2 separate regions of the Mus musculus genome follow, and region 1 is linked to region 2. Evidence: chromatin loops called from intact Hi-C (ENCODE). Cell type or tissue: left cerebral cortex. All regions are shown on one strand.

Evidence for each region. A loop is a pair of places that touch in the nucleus more often than their neighbours do. Peaks named below come from ENCODE experiments on the same cell type or tissue, not always from the same donor. Only the 100,000 strongest peaks of a DNase experiment are listed, where the experiment ranks them.
Region 1: it touches region 2 in a loop (4-fold over the local background); 33 of 42 quality-filtered maps call a loop at or near these places.

The regions. Positions count from the first base shown.
Region 1 is chr1:155,219,883-155,227,882 of GRCm38, reverse strand. It overlaps BC034090 (cDNA sequence BC034090), which reads left to right. Exons shown (of 10, transcript NM_001370865.1): 5 at 1,435-2,972; 6 at 4,452-4,608; 7 at 6,296-6,548. Among named protein-coding and RNA genes, the nearest start is that of Gm31102, 19 kb to the left of the region's middle. In left cerebral cortex, a CTCF peak has its summit at 3,508 (motif pointing right); DNase peaks (open chromatin) are centred at 3,534, 4,198, 5,636, 6,097 and 1 more place.
Region 2 is chr1:154,782,537-154,790,536 of GRCm38, reverse strand. Gm51649 (a long non-coding RNA gene) reads right to left here and starts at 3,552. Exons shown (of 4, transcript XR_003948055.1): 1 at 3,195-3,552; 2 at 1,669-1,796; 3 at 1,320-1,574. It also overlaps a transcript of Cacna1e not described here. In left cerebral cortex, CTCF peaks have their summits at 2,280 (motif pointing left) and 4,103 (motif pointing left); DNase peaks (open chromatin) are centred at 1,855, 2,258 and 4,121; H3K27ac peaks cover 487 bases.

The DNA.
Region 1 (8,000 bases), 440 kb before region 2:
CAGGAAAAGGAAGAAATGTGGGCCGTGGGTCTGTTACCTGGCTGTTGGGTCCTGAGATGGCATTTGTGTGCAGCTGAGCAGGATCTGGCCACCAGCTAGCATTTTCCAGAGCTAAAGCTAAAAAGGATATGAAGCACAGCAGTGTGCATCCGAAGGCAGCGTTGGTGTGTGAGGTAGGGACTAGGGCAGGAGCTCTGCCGTTGTGTTAGGAGAGGCACCAGGGTCTGCCCAGGTGCAGCCCATCCCAGCAAGGCCTGAGGGATCCTGTGTGGGATCCTCAGGTCAGGGATGCTCCAAGTCCCAGACTTCCAGGCCCACAGAATACCCATGGAGACTTCCCTCAGAGGCTTTTCAGCACTTCAAACTGCTCCTCAGTGGTCACAGGGGGCGGGTTCTAGGAGCCCCCTTGGATACCAGAACCCTTGACATAAAAGAGTGTAGCTTTTACACCCCGATTAGCCACATCCTCCTGTGCATCCCTAGATTACCCACAGCCTTTAAGCACAGAAGTGCTTTGCAGTGGTAGCTGCTTTGTAGTATTTAAGGGCTATCTTCTATTTTGTACTGTTGAGTGGTTCTCAACCTGTGCGCCACAACCCTTTTGGGATTGAATGATCTTTTCACAAGGGTCACATATCAAATATCCTGCATATTAGATATTTACATTACAATTCATTATAGTAGCTAAATTACAGTTATGAAGTAGCAATAAAATAATTTTGTGGTTGGGGTCACCACACCATGAGGAACTGTACTAAAGGGTCGCAGCATTAGGAAGGTTGAGAACCACTGCTTTTAAGGGAAGACAAAGAAAATAAAGTCCCTATGTGTTCTGTACGGACACACAGATCCAGAGTTTTATTTTCAAATGTTTTTATTATGTGACTGGTTGAATCTCCAGATGTAGAGCTCCTCACACAGGACTGACTGAACATGTTTCTACAATCTGTCACTGTCCACACACACACACCCACACACACACACACACACACACACACACGTATACACACACACGTATACACACGTGCATACACATGCACACATACACACACATGTATACACACATGCACACACAGAGTGCACATAAGGTCTGCCTTCTTTCTTCTGCATAGTCCCTGGCTTAGTAGCTTTTCTTGTTAACTCATGCTGAGCCCAGCAGTAGAGAGTGAGTTAAAAATAAAGAAGGATGTATCAGTTTTGTTGAGCAGCTGTGTACTCAGATGTTTTGAGATGTGCTCATCCTGCAGGGCTTGGGGCTTGTCACGTGTCTTCCCGGGAGCCTGACTGGGGGTAACCTTGTGGATTGTTGGTACCGTCAGGCACCATGGGAGAATGTGCCCCAGAGTGGTGAGGCCTGGGCCAGAGCACATCCAGGGCACACTGGTTATCCTCTCCACCTCCCTGCATGTGACTTTTCTCCTGTCTCTTCACTAGAAATGGCCAGAGAAGCCCAGCCCCGGAATTGAGGACCACCTCTGCCTACAGAGAGAACCTCCAGAATGGGAACTTGAATGACCCCTCCAGCATAGAGTCCAGCAATGGGCAGTGGCCCAAGCAAGAAATGCCCCTGTCTCATGTCCGTTTTGAAGATGAGTCTGCCCACGAGGCTGAATTCCGGTACCTGGACCGGCTTCAGCAGCGCCAGCGTCAAGTGTTAAGCACAGTGCTCCATGCTGTGGACCAAGGACCTCTACGCTCCAAACCCGACCTAACCAACTACATTAACCGCATTGTAGGGAATAGCTCATTTCATAGGGCCGTGGGCTGCCTGGACCAGAGTAACTTCCCTGTACCACCACCTCCTTGGGACAATGAGAGGAAGTGTCCAGCCTGTGGCAGCTGTCTGGAGGAGCGTTGCCCTGCTGAGGAGAGGGCAGCCTCTGACCTGAGAGTCCTCCGGAGTCTCCAGGCTGCCTGTGAGGCAGAGGCAGTACTGCTGGGGCCCTGTAATTCCCATGGTCTGAGCTCCCCATTCCCAGGGCTCCACACAGAATGGATCCGGGAAACACACATCACAGACACTGTTGCCACACACCCTGAGGAAGAGGAGGACTCTGCCCTGGACAGCACCCACAGTTCAGACAGCTGGAAAGATGGTACTGATGCCAGGACCTCTCAGTCTAGCAGGGCAGGTGAGCAGATCCGAGTGAGCAGCCCCCAGCAGCGGTGGCATGGGTCTAGGCCCCAGGGAGGTCCCAGGTGGTCCAGAAAGGCTGAGGCGGAGCTGCCCTGCGGCCTTCAGGCCTGGTCTCACCTGCCCCAGCTTGATGATGGGGTTGTAGGAGGGGAGGGGAGAGAAGCCAGTGGACACATACCTCAGGGGACTCTGTTTCCAGAGGAAGATGCTGTGCCTAAACCTGCCTTGGAACCTAAGAGACCTTGGTCCCAGGGGCAGCTTGGACCTCGGTCAGGAAGTCACTGTGCCCACCCCGAGGACTGCAGATCTCCATGCAGGACAGCTTATGCTGTGCCGTTTTCCAAGACACGTGGGTCCTCAGGATCAGGCCAACCACCAGACCAAGTTCCTGAAAGCCATGAGTCTCTGAAAACTCTCTGCACTTCTCCCCTCCAACGGAGCCATGAAGAGCCCTCTGCACCCCTCCCAGCCTCACAGTCAACATTGACCCTCCCCGAGGAAGTGCCAACCCCTCCTTCTTTGAGGAAATCCCTCTGCCCTATGCCTCCGAGGAAGTCAGTCCAGAAGGGGCATCACTGGCAGGAACACCAGGCAGAGCATATGGATAGCCCCCTGCCTGTGTCCCCTCCAAGAACTGTGGTTCTCACGCGACCCCAACCCCAACCCTGTAGCCCCCAAGTCAAGCATCCACTGCTGGACCTGTTCAACAACAACTCCAGCAGCAGCATCCCTCTAGGGCTGCAGGGGCCCTCAGGAGTGGCTGTCCACAGGAATAGATCTGAAAAGGACCAGTGCTGTCAGGAGCCTGTGCTGCCTCTGGAGAGCAATGGAGATGGTAAGGACTGCTGTCATTTGCTCTCCATCCTAATCACCTTAGGATAAGGCCCATAACTCCCCCTCCCCCCAGCCCCCAGCACCTTGTGGATCCCTCAGAGCAGCAGCAGGCCTGCAGGATGTAGGGGAGCACCAGCTGGGTGCAGGACTTAGCAAGAGCATGGAGCAAGTTAGCCAGTGTTCTGTGCTTGGGGGATGGGGAGCAGGGGCTTGGACCTCGGTGGGGATGGAGCCAGATGGGAACTCTGGGGTGTGTAGGGGAAGCTTCAGTCCACAGCTGCTGGGGCCAGGCTTTGTGGGCATTTGACTCTTGTAAACTATGAGTAATCTACTGTTGTTTAGAAGAGTGACTACCGACAGTCACCTGCCTCTTCCACCTTCTCTCTTCTGTGCTTTGCACTGCCTTGTTCACTGTTGGTCATGCACCCTGTACAAGCTCAGACCTGTCCTGCGCACTGTGGGAAATTACTCAAGCAGGCTCCCTGCCCTTAAGGTTCTCTGTGGTCACACGTGTCTGTGGGGTGCAGTGACCAGCAGGGGGAGCACTACAGCAAGCTGCCGCTCTGATCCCTCCGTGGCCCTGGTTGTCCGACCTGCTAGTAGATTCTAATGGGCAAGGCTGCCAAAGCTCCTTGCCCTAGGGAGGAGGAGTCTCGCCGTGGGCAGATTCTGTGCCCGCTCTGATCCGCACTGCTGTGATCCCAGCGGACAGCAGTGAAGTTGCTGAGGCAAAGCCTCTCCCCCCTAGTTGTTCTGCCTCCACCCATCTCCCGCCCTCCACACCGAGCTCAGCTGTGCCTCCCTCTCCTGTGTGGGCTCCAGGCTGGTGTGAACCTAGCCACGTCCTGCAGACCTTCTGAGATGCAGTGACCTTTCTGGGAACCCTGAGTCTGCACTTCCTTGAGAACTTAGTGAGGATTCTCTTATTAGTGACAGGGCCCCTGGGTAACCGCTTCCTCTCTCTATCCTCATGTTTTCTTATCTAGACGGGGAGGGTTAAGATACAGCCTGTCTCGTGGGAACCACAGGGCAAGTCTATGAAGGGTTCAGTCACCCTTCATATCACCAAGTGCATACAATGGACCCAAGATGGAAGCTATAGTAAAAGCTGTGGCAATTTTAGATTGTTTCCCCAGTTCTCGACTGTGTCCCTTGACACGGAATGGGCATGACCTACCACAAGTAACTAACACTTAACAAATACTTATTAGGTGCCCAGCTGGGTGATGGGGTAACAGTAGTCCACAGTCCTCCATAGCACCCCCACTCTTATCCTCAAAGTTTCCAGTTTAGCAGATGCTCAAGGATGAGCCCCGCCTCCTTCACTGACTGCTTCCTGGGCTTCTACTGCTTCTGCTCCTACGGCTCCCACCTCTCCCCGGCATCTCCTGCTCCTCAGGTCAGGCTGGGAAATGGGCCTTTCCCCCGTGTGACCTGTGGGGACAGTCATGTAGCAGGGGCGGCTCTGTGGCTGTTGCAGGAACACTCCAGGACTCTCTCCAGTCAGTGGATATCGCCACTGTCAACTCTACAGCCATCACCCTCGCCCTTACCTCAGAGGAGCCTGAGCGCAGCCAGGAGTGGGGAGGAGGTTCACAGAGGACAGGATCCAGCTCTGGGGGCCATGTGCCCACTGGGTGAGTGGCAGGAGCAAGCCCTGACGACATAAGGCATGCTGGATGGGGACATACCACCTGGAGCATAGTGTCTCTTAACTTCCTCTTCCAGACCCAGAAGGCCCTAGACCACATCCTGGTGCCCTAAACCACCCTCCCTAATTCTGTGTGTGTGTGTGTGTGTGTGTGTGTGTGTGTGTGTGTGTGTGTGTGTGTGTTGTACATGTGTGCTCATAGGGAAAACCGGGTACACGTGTGTCTGGGGACACATGGCTGTACGTATCTAAGTATATATACAGGCCAGATGTTAACATTGGGGGAATCTTACTTAGTTGCCTCACACCGTGTGTTTGAACCCCCAACCCACATTGTCTCTGCCTCCTGGAACTGGGGTTACAGACGTGCTGCTCTGCGTGGCCTGGCTTGTAAGTGGGCACTGGGGATCTGAACTCAGGTCCTCAGGCTTCTATGCCACTTCTATGCACTTGACCTACTCCAGCCCCACCTTTGCTAATTCTCTTTATCTGACGGACTTCATTGAGGCACGGAGTAATATCCCCACCCTTGAGCCCCAGCTACTAATGATACAGCTGAGGGCCACAGCCCTCAAGGTGCTCCCAGGATGCAAACTGATCCCCTTCCTTGCACCAGCTGAGGCCTAGCCACCTGAGACCTTGCTGGAACCTCCTTGGACCAAGTTCAAAGCCTAGGCAAACCTGGTACTTGTAAGGGCTTTCCCAGCTCCAGACTGTATCCTGTGACTGCACACAGCACTCGGCCTCCTGACGGCCCAGACAGGTCTGGACGGTTGCCACAATGTGAGGACTGTCTGGCCAGTTCCTCCTGGACATCTCTCTCAAGTATCTAGCTGTTCCCTCAATAAAAACACCACGGTTGCTTTCCCCACACCCCCTTCCCAGCAGCTGTGGTGCTGTCCCCACAGCTTAGACCTCGATCTGCCTCCTCCTGCTTTCCCTCCCTTACCCACCGGCAGCCCTCGCCAGCCCCCAGCCCCTCTCTCTACCATCTGGTCTAAGCTGTCTCGCTTCTTAGCTGCACAAGGGAATATTTTTTTAGAACCCAATTAAATGGTATCATTGTCCTACTTAAAGCCCCACAGTAGCCTCTCCTCTCCTCTTCCCGGGGCTGACAGTGCTTGGCGTGGTGGGACTTCCCTGCCTGCCTGGCTTCACCGCACACCCCTTCCTGCTTCTCTCCCTACCTGGCTGCTGTCATTGAACTCATCACATTTGTTTCTGCTCAGACAGAGGTCCCAGCTGTTCTGTGCTCTAACAGTTCTCACTTCAGGCTTAAGGGCCTGACTCCTTCCTGTCATTGGCCCTTGGTATAAAGATTGTTTTCTGCCAAAGAGCTCTTCCCTGGAAACTATTTAAAATAAGTGCCTAGTCCCACCCTGCTTCACCCCACACATCACTGTTTGGCTTCTCTTCTTCTTGTGGCCTGTTGTTGATAAGTTTCTCTATTCCCTTAGCTGAGGGCGGACAGATAGGAGGCTTGTGAGACATCCCGCGGGAGCGGAGTGGATGGCTTCTACTTTCACGGGGTACCTGGCAGAGTCTGCGTGGCTCTCCTTGCTACAGCCTGATTCTTAGAACCTCCTTGAGGACATGGGCCCTGGTCCACTGGGGTCTGTGGAGCCCTACGATGCAGGATACATCCAGCTCATGCCCTCCCCTTTGCGTTTCAGAGCATCACTTGAGGCCAGTGCAGGGCACAGGTCACCCTCAAGCACCCATTCTGATGGGAACAAGAAAAGGAGGAGTAGCATTACCTCTGCCCTGGGGCTCAAAAAGCTTTTCTCAGCCCTGGGCCACACACCCCAGCCCAGACTTGGCCCATCCCGAAGCTACAGTGTGGAACAACTGCAGCCCTCAGCCCTGGCTCCACAGACCAGCACCCCCAAAGTGAAAAGAGCCCCATCGTTACAGACCCTGCATCTGGTGAGTCCCCAGGGCCCTGGCTATAGGGTGTGGTTCCAGTGGTGTGGTCTAATGGGATGAGAGTGGAAGGGGAGGCAAGTCCAAGTCACAGCAGTGGCGAGCCGCTAGCATCCTCACGACTGTCTCACAGTACTTGTGCTTACTGTGTGTGAGTGACCCTTAATCCTGTTTCTTCACCCACCACCTACTGTCCTCTCTCTCTCTCTCTCCCTGTTGCCTGTGTGCTGGAGAGTTCGTGCCCTGCATTCTTTAACCTACTCCTTGGCCACAGTGACTCCTTAGTCCAAATGAGCTTTCTTTTCTTTGTCTCTTTGTTTCCTTCCTTCTTTCCTCCCTCCCTCCCTTCCTTTCTTTCTAAAAAGAAGTATTTTCTCTGTGTGTTTTGCCTTCATATATATGTCTTTGTGCATGCCTGGTACTCGCAGAAGCCAGAAGAGCGCATTGGATCCCCCTCGGACTGGGGTTGTTATAAGCAGTTATGAGCTATTATGCGGGTACTGGATATCGAACCTGGGTTCTCTGGAAGAGCGGCCAGTGCTCTTAGCCGCCTAGACATCTCTCCAACCCCTAAACAATCCCCATCTGTAATGTCACGGCAAGCCTTGACTGGCCTCTTTGTTCTGGTCTTTCTCCACGTGGCCTCCAAGGTGTTTTTTCTGAGGCTGGACAGACCTGGCCATACCAATGGCACCTTGCCAGGACTGCTTCCAGATCTGCTGTCTGTGGCTTTTACATCTCCCCACTTTCCCAGAACACTCTTGGCCTCTGCTGAATAGACAGACACTTCTACAGTCAGATCACGCAGTCTGACTGAATCTGCACCTGACTGCCTCTGCTGTCTCTACCTGCTGACGCCTGTTCTTTCCTCCTTTAGAAGTCACCACAGTCCTTAGGCTGCGTGGCTTCTGCTGTTTGCCTTCTCACAGAGTTTCACCCCTCCATGTCTCTCTCCCCTCACTGGAATATGATGTCTACACCCCCAATACTGTCTCAGTAGCTAGTGTACCCAGTTCACATTCAGTGAATACAGGGCACCAGCTAAGCATCTCCCTCTCCGAGTGCCAGGCTTAGCAAATCACCTCCGCACACTCACCTCTACCAGACCTCCGGAAATCCTGCTCTGTGCTGTGTGCTGGGAGCGCAGAGCTATTCTGTTCTCTGCACCCTCCCCTGTGCAGAGTTAGGAAGGAAACCATAGCCTAAAGCAGGGCCCTTCCTAATGCTGTGACACTTGAATACAGTTCCTCATGTTGTGGTCACTCCCAACCATAAAATAATTTTTGTTGCTACTTTGTAACAAATTTTGCTACTGTTATGAATCATAATGTAAATGTCAATGTAAAAATGTGCAGGATCTGATATGTGACCCCTGTGAAAAGGTTGTTCAACCCCCAGAGGGCCTCGACCCCCAGGGTGGGAAGTGCTGGTCTAAGGCACTGGACCTTTTTATTT
Region 2 (8,000 bases):
CTTGGGCAGACTGTAAGCCCTGGTGGGATTTAATGCTTACCTCGCAGTCCTGTTGTAAATCTGAGACACTTTTGTTAGACCACATAGAGCAATGTTAATAAGACCCAGGATCGTTCTGGGCTTCCTCTGTGCCTACAGTCTTCATGGGTGGCATCAACTAGGACTCTCTATTTACTCAACTCCTGTGTGTGTGTGTCCGTGTGTGTGTGTGTGTGTGTGTGTGTGTGTGTGTGTGTGTGTCCTGACCCACCCCTCTCCAGCTTACTCCCTTGAGACAGGGTATTTCACTGAGTCTGGAACTAGGCTAGTGGCCAGGAAGCCCTAGTGATCTTCCTGTTCACACCCCTCTGTACCCCCTTTTCACACAGCTCATGGGTTACAGGCATTGTGTACAGCCATGCCCAGGGCTTTTTGTTTGTTTGTTTGTTTGTTTTGTTGATGTTACCGTAAGTGCTGGGGATTTGAACTTAGGTCCTCAAGCTCCTGTAGCAAGCGCTTTTACTTGCTGAGCCACATCCCCAGTCCCCAAACCTTTGATTCTTGTAGCAAAATATTTGGTTGATATCTCTGCACTCTTGTCTCATGTTTAAGATATAACACTATAGGAACAAAACTCCTCACCCCCTTCTGACATGGTTTCACCCCATCATTAGTCCTGGCTCAGGATGCAGTGCCATCTATCCAGTTGCCCAAACCAAATGCTAGATATCACTCATTCCTCCTTTCTCTCTCTTCTGGCCAGGCCACTGTCACCTACACTATCACAATAGCGCTCTAATTGGCCTCTCCCCTTGGATGTTGGTTTCCCGAAAGCAGTGAGTGTATCCATCACAGCGACAGGGCCATTTAGAGTTGATACAGCTCTTCATTACATCAGAGGACAACGTGTCCCCCACCTGCTCTGTGCCATGAGTCTCTCTCAATCTCCGTAGAGAGCGACCTGTTTTCCCTTAGTACTGGTCTGCTTTCACACTCAGACAAAGTCTGTTTATGTTCCTTCCCTGGATTTACTCTTTGTCTAGAATGATTTTTTCCCCTTTAGATCAACTGTATAACCATAACTCTTGTCATTTAGACCTTTGATGCCTCCCCAAAAAAGTTGCCCTCATCATACAGTCTACAAGAGGCCCCTGGCCATTGTGTCCTGTCACCACCGGCAGCTTCCTGCCTCCTTTGACGAGTGTCAGAGCTACGGGGAGAGGCTGTTACTCCCTGGTCACCACCAGGGTCAAAAACAACACCTGCATTTGGTGTGATTGCAAAGGGAAGAATTCTCCATGAAGTGTTGTCGTGGCGAAAATTATGACCTAGGTTCTCACCAGGCTTTTCTGCCGTATTGTCAGGACTAGTCCAGGAAGCTCAGGATAACGGGGACTCTAGCTGTAGAGCAGGCTAGCCCTGTGGAACTCATGGGCTGTAAAGCAAGGCAGGCATAGTGCGAGTTGTCCGGGGACGCTCTTCCTTCCTGCCACTGGCTGATCTTGGCAGACTGTGTCTTGTTTGATGTTCTATTCCAAGCTTCATTCTCCTCCTTTGCTGGATTGCAGATGAGTGCAGGGGTGTGTTTAAACAGCCTCGGAGGGAGGGAAACTATATGTAACAACTGCTCTACTGCTTGGCCCTTTCCCCGAGGTGCCATGTTCCTCACCCCCAAGGCCCATTACTTACCATTACCATCTGCCTGGGGCTTCTGAGGGAGGTGAAGCAGAGGCTGGCTCCGCTAGGGTTGGGGATCTGCTGCAGACACAGTGGATCTCAGCAGCCTGTGGGTGGGTAGGTGTGGAAACACACAGTTCCTGGCACAAGACAGCAGTGAGCACGCATGAACATTTAGCATCAACATCGTCCTGACCAGACAGGTGAAGAAGATGGGGATGCTAGGAGGCTGGTGCTTTGCAGGAACCACTCCTCCACGTGCAGGATCATGTGGTGAGCAATGCACCACTCCTGAATTCCCACTCTTGTCTCATCTTCATCTGCTCTGCTGTACTGGTGTGTGTGTGTGTGTGTGTGTGTGTGTGTATGTGTGTGTGTGTGTGTGTGTGGTGTTCCAATGAGGATGGGACAGCCAGATTGGGAGGAAGGACAATTGGACGTTCAAATAGCATCCTCCCAATCATTTACATTGTACTCAACAGTACTACAAATTCTGTAGGAGGCAGATATCTCTGCCTTAGGGCGTTCTGGCTGAATTTTAAAGGCTATTAAGCCATGTTCCCTCTGGCCCTCTTGAGAAGCGGCGGACCCCACACAGATCTAGAGGCACGTGCTGCCACCTGCTGGCAAAGTTGGGCACAACTTGGCTTAGTGCTTTGAATAATAGTGTCCATGGAAATCATTGCAGGAGAAAAATTTATTTAGTTGACTAAAAATTCTTTTGTTTAATGATCTGATATTTTAGCTCCATTTCAAATTATGTCCTTTTGGAGGCTAGGCAGTCTGAAGGTCATGTTAGTCCTTACTAACCCTATTGCTACCTTCAGCTTCGTTCTATCATTTGTACGACAGCTGGCCCTGAAGCTCCTGAATTTCCAGTCCAGTAAGGTCCGACTCCCCTAGCTCAGAGATTACATATTTTGGACTCTTAGAGTTTCAGTATAACATGCCTGCAGAACAGGACACATGCCTTCAACATGTCAGCACTGTTATCATCAGATAGCAACACATTTGAGAGCCAGCAGCTAAGAGACCTGCAGCATACGTCCTGCTTCCTTGGGGTTCTGAGCAGAACAGGAAGTCACAGAGAAGCCAGGGGAACAGCCTCCCCACCCCCATCTCCCCGCCCCCGGAGCCAACACAATCTGACAAGTCCTAGGGATTTGCTTTGATATGGGCCCCTTGCGGATGGAAAGTTGGTATAGTGCAGTCCCCAGGACCCGAGTTAGATCCCCACACTCAGACAAATGCCACGCATGTGTGCCTAGGACCTTAGAGCTGGGCAGACAGAAGCAGGCAGATTTCCAAGGCTCACTCAACAGCTGGCTTTAACCTTGGGTTTTGTGAGAGACCTTACTTTAAATATAAGGAAGGGAAGCATACATGCTAACCTCTGGTCTCCACATGAAAACACATGTATGTGCATCCATGCATCTGTGCACTCACACATGAACATTCACACACACACACACACACACACACACACACACACACACACACACGCACACACAGGCCCTTTGGGCAGCTTCAGCACCTACCCTTCGATTTCTTTACTTGTTCTGGAAAGCTTCAAAACAAGGGTCCAGCTGTACAACTGGTCTTCAATGACTTCTGTTTTTCTTAGTGTTTCTACCTTTATATCTTCCACAGTTCTAGAAACTTCCCTCTGGGGCAGAGAGAGAAAAAGAACTGGGTGTTGCCTGAAGCAATGCAGCTTTGACTCACAGCTGTGGATCTGTCCTTAGACCCCCCACTGGGGGCTAAAGAAGGCTCCTGCTTTGCTAGAAGTACAAGGAACACATGCTTCAGGAACAGTGACTGACAGACAGTGTCAGCATTCAGGAAGCTGAGGTGGAAGATCTCGGGTTTGAGACTAGTCTGGCCTACATAGTATAAACACAGAGGGGGAAGGGGAAGGGGAGGGGGAGGGGGAGGGGAGAAGGAGGGGGAGAGGGAGAGATGGAGAGGGAGAGGGGGAGGGAGGGGGAGGGAGAGAGAGGGAGGGAGAGAAGGAGAGAGGGAGAGAGGGGGAGGTGGGTGGGGAGGGAGGGGGAGGGGGAGAGAGGGAGGGAGAGGAGAGAGGGAGAAGGGGGAGGTGGAGGGGGAAGTGGAAGGGGGAGGGGAGGAGGGAGAGAGGGAGAGAGGGAGAGAGGGAGAGAGAGGGAGAAGAAACACCCACCTCCCGCCTCAAAGCAGTAGGAAGTTCAAGGCAGTAGGAAGCTAGCCTTCCTGCTTCCCCTGAAGCCATCAGCTGCTCTGGGGTGGGGGTAGAGGTGGAGGTGCATAGGTGTCTCTGCCTTTTCTTGAACACTATGCCAGCACTAGATCTGTTGCACAGTCATCTTTATGGGGGGAAAAAAAGAGTATTGAAAACCACATCATGCTAGTAGTAAAAAGGGAAAGTAACTCTATGCTGCCCTCCAGTGGTTTTTGTCTGTTCATTGCAGTCATAGTCTGGGAAGCTGCACATTGTTACAGAGAACTAGCGCATCCTAGAGGCCATTCATCGAATGACAGGCCAGGAAGCAGAAACTAAAACCTTGGCAGAGAGGGTGAGCAGGGCCAGAGGTATCGCTCTAATCCCAGGCATCCCCGCCACCCTAGCCTGCACTGGCTTTTCATCCTGCTTCTGAAAGAGCCCACCGGGGTACCTTGGCTGCACGTGAGTCAAGGCAAAGATGAAGGACATCTTCCCTTGGATGTGATAGGATGCCCGGAGACAGAGTAGAAACAGTGCTGAGGAGGTGAACATAATCGAGGGAATCTGTGGTGGGCATTAGAGCTGAAAACATCGTTGAAAACAGATGCTTATGTAACAGGGTCGATGCCCACGCAGCCCCAGCACCTAGCTGCACGAGACCGTTGATACCACCGTCTCATAACTTCATCTGAGAAGCTGAGGTGCAGCCACGTGCCAGCTTCCTGACTTGGAGCCCTTTCCTCTTAACACTGCACATCCCTCTGCTGGCCATTCCTAGGCCTTGCTCTCTTTTATCTGCCCCCACCCCGGCCCACCACTTTTCTCTTGTCCTGAAGTAGAGAAGGGACGAATGTGGGTGGAGTTTGCCTCCTTCCTCCCCTTCCCCTCTCGTCCAGAGCCCCTTGCTTGCAGATCCTTTGCAGCGATGCCCACATACACCGCCCAGCTTCATCATGTTCGCCCTGTGCCCTAAGACACCGCCTCATTACCTGCGGGTGTTAGTTGCAGAAGCCCCCATCCTCCCCAGACTTAGAGCAGGGGGAGGTTCTGTGTTTAGAGCAGGTCAGAGCTGTGGCTAGTTAACGAAAGAAAGCATACGTGGGTCAGCGGAGTGTGTCGCTGATGTAATGAACGTGCTGGGTCCACTCCAGCTTTGTGCCGTAGCCCTTGATCTCATCCTTCCCAGGGTACCATCTACACAACAGTTGTCCTTCCCCGTCTCCAATGACTAAGCTGCCTAGAGCTTGTTCCTTCTTTCCTTCACCCCCGTTCTGTCTTCTCTGTCACGGAAGTGAAATCAAACTATGCTTGGAAGTTTACAATTTGCTTTTTAAAAATTTTTTAAATTTACTTAAAAATATTAGTATAAGATGGTCCCCTTTCTCTGGCTGTTTCTAGAAAGATGGTTCTTAGCGTCTCTATAAGGCAATACGTATAACTGCTGTGATCTCAAGTTCAGTGATGGGGGGATCTGCCAAGGAAAACCCGTGGCACGTGCTGCTATGCCTGCACTTCCATTTCTGCAGGCTGAGTCCGTGGGAGCCGCCTGTGGAAGGGCCTTTCCCGCGTTGTGCCCTCACTCCCCCACCTCCTGGCTGCTGCTGCTTCATAGCGCCCCTCCCCTGCATCTCAGCCTCACATTGAAATGTGAACTTTCGCCGTCCGTGTTATCTCTCAGGTCCCACAGGAAAGGCGGAATGAATTAATAATACACCAGCAGGAAACAGAGAGATGGAGCTATTAGTTGTCAGTCAGTGTTCCTAACCTCTCAGGGCCACTAATTAGCTCACTGGCAGAGTTGGTTTCATCCCCAGCCAGGGCTGTACTTTTGGGCATGCCTGAAGCTCAGCTTGTGGTATCCGGCACAGAGGGGCAGCCCTGGGACTCCTGGATGGATGGGGCGTGTTTGCTGAATTTAAAAGCGTCCATAGGGAACCTTGGTGCCTCCTAGGGATGGAAGGATGATCTGGGGTGGGGGCAGGGTGGGAGCGGTGGTATCTGGGCGGAGTTGGGTGGTGTGTATGCTGTTCTTGGGCCCTGGTAGCTGGCTCGTGGTTCTGGTTCCTGCCACAGGTGAGTTCCTCTTGCCAAGCTGTGTTGTGCATAGCTGTCTGAAAGCAACATACTGCTTTCTAACTACGGGTTCTCCCAATTGGAGAGTCTTTACACGTAGACTTTCAGAGGGGGAACATGGCAGTGCCAGGCTTATAGAAAGGGGATCTTAAATTGTTTCTTTAAGAAGTTGTACAGATTTGGCCTTTACCCTCCTCTGTGCTCTGATGTGCAAATTAGAGGCATCCGTCATTCCTCTGCAGCTAGGGCCATTGCTTAAGAGCACATGGGATAGTTATCTATTCTTCAGTCCTGCCTATGTTCCTTACAAGCTGGGCAGCTTGGTGTCTTTGTTACACAAAATTAAGAATCATTTACTACGGAGGTGCACTCTAATCTGGTGACATCCACCTTTGTCAAGCTTCCAGATAAAGTGGTTGGGATTCTTGAAGCTTCGTTGGTCTCTCTCTCTCTCTCTCTCTCTCTCTCTCTCTCTGAGAGACCAAGTCTCTTATATCCCAGGCTTGTCTCAGACTTGCTATGTAGCTGAGGATACCCTTGAACTACCGATTCTTTTGTCTCCACCTCCCTGCGCGGTGGAGTTACAGGCACACACCATCTGGTCTCTGTGCTCTGTGCTGGAGCTCAAACCCAGGGCTTTGTGCATATTAGGCAAGCACTACCAACTGAGGTGCACCCCACCACACCTTTCTGTTACTAAGTCCCCCCTTCCCCTTCCTGCCTTATATGCATCCACTTTGGGGGTTGTATGATCAAAGAGCCATTCACTTCTCTTCCCATGTGGAGCTTCTGACCTCTCTGCTGGCCCTGGATTAGCCAAGGATGGGTTCTGTCAGGCACCTCCTCTCTTCTTCTGTGCAGAGGGCACTTGGCTTCACTTTTTTCCTACTTTACTCCTGGCCTGGTGCCATGCTACTCCAGTGAGGTGAGTCTGCTTGCTGCAGACTGGCTTCGGGAGAACAAAGTGAGGCAGGGCTAATGTTCAGTTTTACTGGAGTTACTTTTGGAGTCAAATCTGGGCTAACAGAAAGGGGAGGAGAGGCTGGGACCAAACAATAAGCAAAGCTGGGCTGTGGTACTCAGGTGTCTTCATGGGTAAGAGGAAGGTTTTAGAGCTTCTGTGTGGTCTGAGTTGTTCCAAGTTGTCCCGAGAACAAAGAAACTAGGCTTCTAGACCCTAATATAGACTCCTCCAGAAGGTGTCATGACTTTGCTGGCACCTAGAGAGGATACATTACCTGTAGGTTGCATGCTAACATCCCCAGAAGCTGGTGGGGGTCAAGAATACCCCAGCCTAGAGGGGAGATAGTGGTACATCCCAGCACCCACTTAGAAGATGTTGGCTTATAGGTCCTGAGCCTGGAAGTGAGGTGGGTGGAGCCTCGCCTCTGTTCAGTGCGAAGTTCTACAGCTGTGGCTTATTTAGTTGGGACACCAGAACCATTGGGGACACTAGGCAGCAACATGTCCCCACCACGTCTGCTGGATCTGTCCTTCTCTGTCTCAACCTCAAATCATACCTCTGTGAAAATGACTGGAACCTTTCAATAGACTGTTCCCCACTTTAGCCAGCGGGGACCATCTGCTCAGCTTGCCCACCCCAGCTAAAGATGCTTTCGGCAGGGGAGTCAGTGGAAGTGCAGAAGTCTTTAGAGTGACTGCATCTATTCTTCCCCAGCCCTGGACACTCATGTCAACCTGAGCACACTAGTGTCTAGGGTGAGGGGCGCTTACTGTGCTGTTTCTTCTTGCTCTTGGTCCTGTGTCCCTCACCATGACCAGGGAGGGAACAATCATTTCCACGGTGCCCTAAGCTCCCTTCACTCTGGTTCATTAAAAAAAATATGGGGGTGTCTAGAGCTCAGCCCTAGAAGATTCAAATGTGTTTATGCTAGGTAGACTTTGGCACAGCTATAAATCTCCTCTGGTGGTTGTTTGGGTAGCAACTTGCCTACCTAGCTCTGGGGCCACAGGGTAGGCCATTGGCTGGTACTCCCTGGCTTGCCTAACTCTGCCAGGATGGAGTTCTGCACTAGCTGCCCTGGGACACAGCAGGTCATCTGAGACTGTC